Linked DNA regions of Homo sapiens: region 2 is linked to region 1. A link is a loop called in an ENCODE intact Hi-C map of the cell type or tissue named here. Cell type or tissue: chondrocyte. All regions are shown on one strand. Each heading gives the region's core, and the rest is flanking DNA. Links, peaks and the distances in the headings are about the cores only. Region 1 overlaps EIF2AK4 (eukaryotic translation initiation factor 2 alpha kinase 4). Region 2 overlaps EIF2AK4 (eukaryotic translation initiation factor 2 alpha kinase 4).

Region 1 (2,814 bases), core at 53-2,552:
ATCTATAGGTTTATGTCTTTTGCGAATTTGGAGGATTTTTTCAGGCATTCTTTGATTTTTTTTTTCAGTCTCACACTCTTTTTTCTCTCCTTCTATGACCCCAGTGACACAAATGTCCTTGAGGTTATGGGACATTTTTGTCCAGGCTGATCTCACACTCCTGGCTGCAAGCAATCCTCCTGCCTTGGCCTTTCAAAGCACTGGGATTGCGGGTGTGAGCCACCACACCTGACCTGTAATTTTAAATTATTTAGTAACATTAAGTAAAAGGAGACAAGTGGTATTAATTTTATAATATATCTTATTTAACTTAGTATATCCAAAATATTATTTCAACATGTACTCAAACTTCTAAAAATTATTAACAAGGATTTTACATTTTTTTCAAAGTCTTTGCAGCCAGTATGTGTTTTACATGTACAGCATGTGTCAATTTGGATTAGCCATATTTCAAATACTCAGTAGTCACTTGTGACTAGTGGCTGCCATATTGAACAGTGCAGAGTTAGATGAAACATTTGTTAATATTTTTTCTAAATTTGCATGTGTGCTTGCTTCTCTATTTTACTACACACACACATTTCTTTTTGTTGAACTCTTTGATGATGAGCTGCTGACAGAGTGCTCACTCTTTAATCATTGTTTTCCCCGTAATCACAGTTTCTTTCCTATTTCATAACCATAACTGTTTGTGTCTCTCCACAGATTCCCCAGTTTAGAGGGCCACAAGCTCTGGGGCCAGTTCCCACTGCCATTGGGGTCAGCATAGCTATAGACAAGATATCTGCTGCTGTCCTCAACATGGAGGAATCTGTAAGTTCTGGCTTGGCTTCCCAGCATACTTCGAGGTGTCTTTCATTTCTAAAAGTATGATTTGCCTTTTGCAGTCATTTACATGGGGCTTCTGATGTGAAAGCTATAGACGTAGGGTTTTGAAACTTACCTTTAATATGATAGACAAGCCTAAGACTTGATGTCAATCCCTGCATTTCAGTCCTTATCATCTGTTCTCTAGCTGGACGACCTTAGACCAGGGGTCCCTAACCCCCAGGCAGTGGACTGGTACCCATCCAGGGCCTGTTACGAACCGGGCCGCACAGCAGGAGGTGAGCAGTGGGCAAGCAAGCATTACCACCTGAGCTCCACCTCCTGTCAGATCAGCGGTGGCATTAGATTCTATAGGAGCATGAACCTTGTTGTGGACTGCACATGGAAGGGATCTAGACTGCACGCTCCTTAGGAGAATCTAACTAATGCCTGATGATCCGAGATGGAATAGTTTCATTCCAAAAGCATCCCCTCCCAACCCCCGCACCATCCATGAAAAATTTTCTTCCATGAAACCAGTCCCTGGTGCCAAAAAGGTTGAAGACTTCTGCCTTAGACAATTAATTCATCCTTCCCTAGACTCATTTTCCTTATCTGTAACGTACCATATAAATGTGAGATGTTATAGTTGTTAACAGGCTCTTAACAAAACTTCTTGTTCAGGCCAGGCATGGTGGCTCATGCCTATAATCCCAGCACTTTGGAAGGTCGAGGCAGGCAGATCGTTGAGCCCAGGAGTTCAAGACTAGCCTGGGCAACATAGCAAAACCCCATCTCTACCAAAAAAATACAAAAATTAGCTGGGTGTGGTTAATTAGCCATGCACCTGTAGTTCCAGCTACTCAGGAGGCTGAGGTGGGAGAATCGTTTGAACCCAGGAGGGGGAGGTTGCAGTGAGGTGAAATCATGCCACTTCCACTCCAGCTTGGGCAACAGAGCCAGACCCTGTCAAAAAAAAAAAAAGAAAAAAGAAAAGAAAAGAAATCCTGCTGTGGTCTACAAAGCTAGAAATAGCTTTTTTTCCCCCTTGTATTTCAGGCAAGATTAGTTTTCCTAGAGAAAAATGGTATTTTCCAGATGGCTCAGGGTAGTTGAAATAATTTCTGTCTTGAAAGACTAACATAACATTTTTTTTTTTTTTACTGTGGCCGAGCATGGTGGCTCATGCCTGTAATTCCAGCTATATCCCAATAAGGCCAAGGCAGGTGGATCACTTGAGGCCAGAAGTTCGAGACCAGCCTGGCCAACAAGCAGAACAACATCCCTACTAAAAAGACCAAATATATATATGTATATATATTTATTTATTTATTTATTTATTTATTTTAGCCGGGCATGGTGGTGCACGCCTGTAATCCAGCTACTCTGGAGGCTGAGGCAGGAGAATGGCTTAAACACAGGAGGCGGAGGTTACAGTGAGCGGAGATCGTGCCACTGTACTCCAGCCTGGGTGACAGAGTGAGACTCTGTCTCAGAAAAAAAAAGAAAAAGTTGTTTGAGTGTGTCTTTTTTTTTTTTTTTTACAATGTGTTTTGAAGCAAAGTCTTTGGCACGCTGTGTTTCTATGCAGGATTTCAAGAATGCCCATCTTCCCAAGAGTGCTGCCTCCCCTCCTGATGCTGGTTTCACTTCCATGCCTGCAGTCTTGCTCCTCTAACTGTAACCGGTCTGTTTCTGATCCAGGTTACAATAAGCTCTTGTGACCTCCTGGTTGTAAGTGTTGGCCAGATGTCTATGTCCAGGGCCATCAACCTAACCCAGAAACTCTGGACAGCAGGCATCACAGCAGAAATCATGTACGACTGGTCACAGGTAATGGGACAAAAAGCACCTGTGAGTGAAGTGCAAATTGCTATGGCTTTCATGGCAAATATCCTCTGCACCTATAGACTGTCAAACTCTGTTTATCTCTGTAATTCGAGTTGCCTCCTGTGTTAGTTTCTGATTGCTGCAGTAACCAATTACCACAAACTTACTGGCTTAAAC
Region 2 (2,814 bases), core at 179-2,678, 52 kb before region 1:
TAGTGACTCATACCTGTAATCCCAGCACTTTGGGAGGCCAAGGTAGGAGGACTACTTGAGCCCAGGAGGTTGAGACCAGTCTGGGCAACATGGTGAAACCCTGTCTCTACAAAAAATTTAAAAATCTGTGGGCATGGTGGCACATACTTGTGGTCCCAGCTGCTTGGGAGGCTGAGGTGGGATAATTGCTTGAGCCCGGGAGGCTGAGGTGGGATAATTGCTTGAGCCCAGGAGGTTGAGGCTGCAGTGAGCTGTGTTCATGCCACTGAACTGCAACCTGGGTGATAGAGCAAGACCCTGTCTCCAAAAAAAAAAAAAGAAAAGAAAAATACTGCTTCAAAACTGAATTTTGGGGGACCGGAGGATTTTTAAGTTAATTTATAAATTATGATTTATAACCAAGCATAAGGAGAACATTCAGTATTGCATATTGCAGTGTTACATAATAACAAGGTTTACAAAAACGTAGATAAAGCATGGTGTTCAGAAATGTGTGTGTATTTAAGTATAGAAAGAAAACTGAAAGTAAATGTGCCAAAATCTTGAGTTATCACTGGGTGGTGACCACATAGATAACATGTGGGTATTTTCTATCAAACTAATTTTTTAAATGTTGACAATGATCTTTATTAAATCAGAAAAGATTTTTTTTTTCTGTCTTCAACCTTAACTCCTCTTTGCCATGTGAGGTTCTGAGGATTAGGATGTGGCCATTATTCTGCTGCTCAAATCATATACTATATTTTTAAAAACCCAAATACAAAGCTAATCAGAAAAGGTTATTTTTAAATTAAAGTTTGTTTTTTCTAGTGGCTATACCTCAAAAGAATTTTATTTTAAAAACTGTTCACTAATTTTGTAGTATATGCATAGTAGGTTTTGAGATTAGAGAAGTTGAGAATTAGCTAAATTTTTTCCATCTTTATGAACTATTAGATTGACCATATGGTTTGGGGAGGATTCAGTTTAGGGCATATTTGTTCTCCTCTCATTTGAAAGTATATTTTCTATCAAATACTTCACTTTTGGTTTTGGTTTTGTTTTTTTATGCCCCCATCTTGTATGATCAAATACTTCACTTTTGAAATGAAACCCAAGTTAATGTTGACTGGCCCAATATTCTTTTTTTTTTTTTTTAACTTATCAGATTCAAGGAACAGAAACAGAATTCAACTCACTGGTAAAATTGAGCCATCCAAATGTAGTACGCTACCTTGCAATGAATCTCAAAGAGCAAGACGACTCCATCGTGGTGGACATTTTAGTGGAGCACATTAGTGGGGTCTCTCTTGCTGCACACCTGAGCCACTCAGGCCCCATCCCTGTGCATCAGCTTCGCAGGTACACAGCTCAGCTCCTGTCAGGCCTTGATTATCTGCACAGCAATTCTGTGGTGCATAAGGTCCTGAGTGCATCTAATGTCTTGGTGGATGCAGAAGGCACCGTCAAGATTACGGACTATAGCATTTCTAAGCGCCTCGCAGACATTTGCAAGGAGGATGTGTTTGAGCAAACCCGAGTTCGTTTTAGTGACAATGCTCTGCCTTATAAAACGGGGAAGAAAGGAGATGTTTGGCGTCTTGGCCTTCTGCTGCTGTCCCTCAGCCAAGGACAGGAATGTGGAGAGTACCCTGTGACCATCCCTAGTGACTTACCAGCTGACTTTCAAGATTTTCTAAAGAAGTGAGTATCACTGAGATTCTCTCTAATAGCACTTTACTCCTGTACTTTTGATTGTGCTGGAGTGTGCCAGACATCTAAGTGATGTGGAAGCTGAGAAGTGAGGAACAGGACTTCATTCTTTGCTCTCCCAATCCTGTCCTAGTCTCATATGTTCTGTTTTCTCATGTAGGTTGGTGATTCTCTTAACTACCACATTCTCTGAAATTCACTTGGAATTCACACTTGATTTTCAAACTCCTTTTGGGGGACTGATGGGATACTCTTGGAAGTCAATAGAGATGGTTATGGTGAGAAATGCCCTAGGTATTCCAAATACTGACCTTTGCTCTGGTTCCTAAAGGGTCAAAGACGAGGCTCCTTATTCAAAAACAGCTTTGGGAGTGAGATTCTGCCCCTTGTGCTTCTTAACCATTCTTCATTGGCTGTCTCATTCATTTAAGTTGTAGAATGCAAATAACTTCCTTAGTCTAGCCAGAGGAGTTTCAATACCTGTAAATCACAGGTGCATGTTTAATTACAAAGCCAAGTTTTATCCAATTTGGGAGAACCCTTCTTGAGATGTTTCCTCAGGCCTAAGATGTTTGTCCAGGTCCTTCACTTAAGTGTTTTCTAATTTCGTCCTGCCTCTGTTTTCAGTCCAAGCCAGAGCTAAGTTCTGTCAGTTTCTGTTAAATGGGAGATAAGATCCCTTCAGTCTGGATTTTTCCAGATGCTCCTCTGGTCCAGCTATCCTGCAGGAGTTGACCTGGGCTGGTTTCTTCCCTTTCTGACACTCTTTGTTTTTTACCTTCTTTTTCCCAATCATTTGCTTTTATTCACTTCTTCCATTTGCAACATTTCTTTTACCCTTCACATTTCTTTCCCTATTCCACCTATCGCAGTAGCCAGTTGGCCTGGTTTACATTGTTATGCTCTGTCACTGATGGTCTTACCATTACAGATGTGAAAGTAGCTGCACCTGTGTTTGAGATTGTTTTTGTGTAAAGTGAATATGATATATATATATATATATACACACACATACATACAGTTGTGGAAAGGGGCCAAGTTTGATTCTTTATGTTGGTTTCTCGCCTTGAAGTATATGAAAATATTAAGATTTCTAAAGAAATCTTTTATGGTATCTTTTTA

The links. Peaks named below come from ENCODE experiments on the same cell type or tissue, not always from the same donor. Only the 100,000 strongest peaks of a DNase experiment are listed, where the experiment ranks them.
Region 2: it touches region 1 in a loop (5-fold over the local background); 6 of 110 quality-filtered maps call a loop at or near these places.

Annotation. Positions count from the first base shown.
Region 1 is chr15:40,018,388-40,021,201 of GRCh38, forward strand. EIF2AK4 (eukaryotic translation initiation factor 2 alpha kinase 4) reads left to right here. Exons shown (of 39, transcript NM_001013703.4): 30 at 706-813; 31 at 2,512-2,640. Among named protein-coding and RNA genes, the nearest start is that of SRP14, 19 kb to the right of the region's middle. In chondrocyte, for the core only: no CTCF peak of the experiment used is centred there; a DNase peak (open chromatin) is centred at 1,071.
Region 2 is chr15:39,966,197-39,969,010 of GRCh38, forward strand. It overlaps EIF2AK4 (eukaryotic translation initiation factor 2 alpha kinase 4), which reads left to right. Exons shown (of 39, transcript NM_001013703.4): 9 at 1,148-1,683. Among named protein-coding and RNA genes, the nearest start is that of EIF2AK4, 33 kb to the left of the region's middle. In chondrocyte, for the core only: no CTCF peak of the experiment used is centred there; no DNase peak of the experiment used is centred there.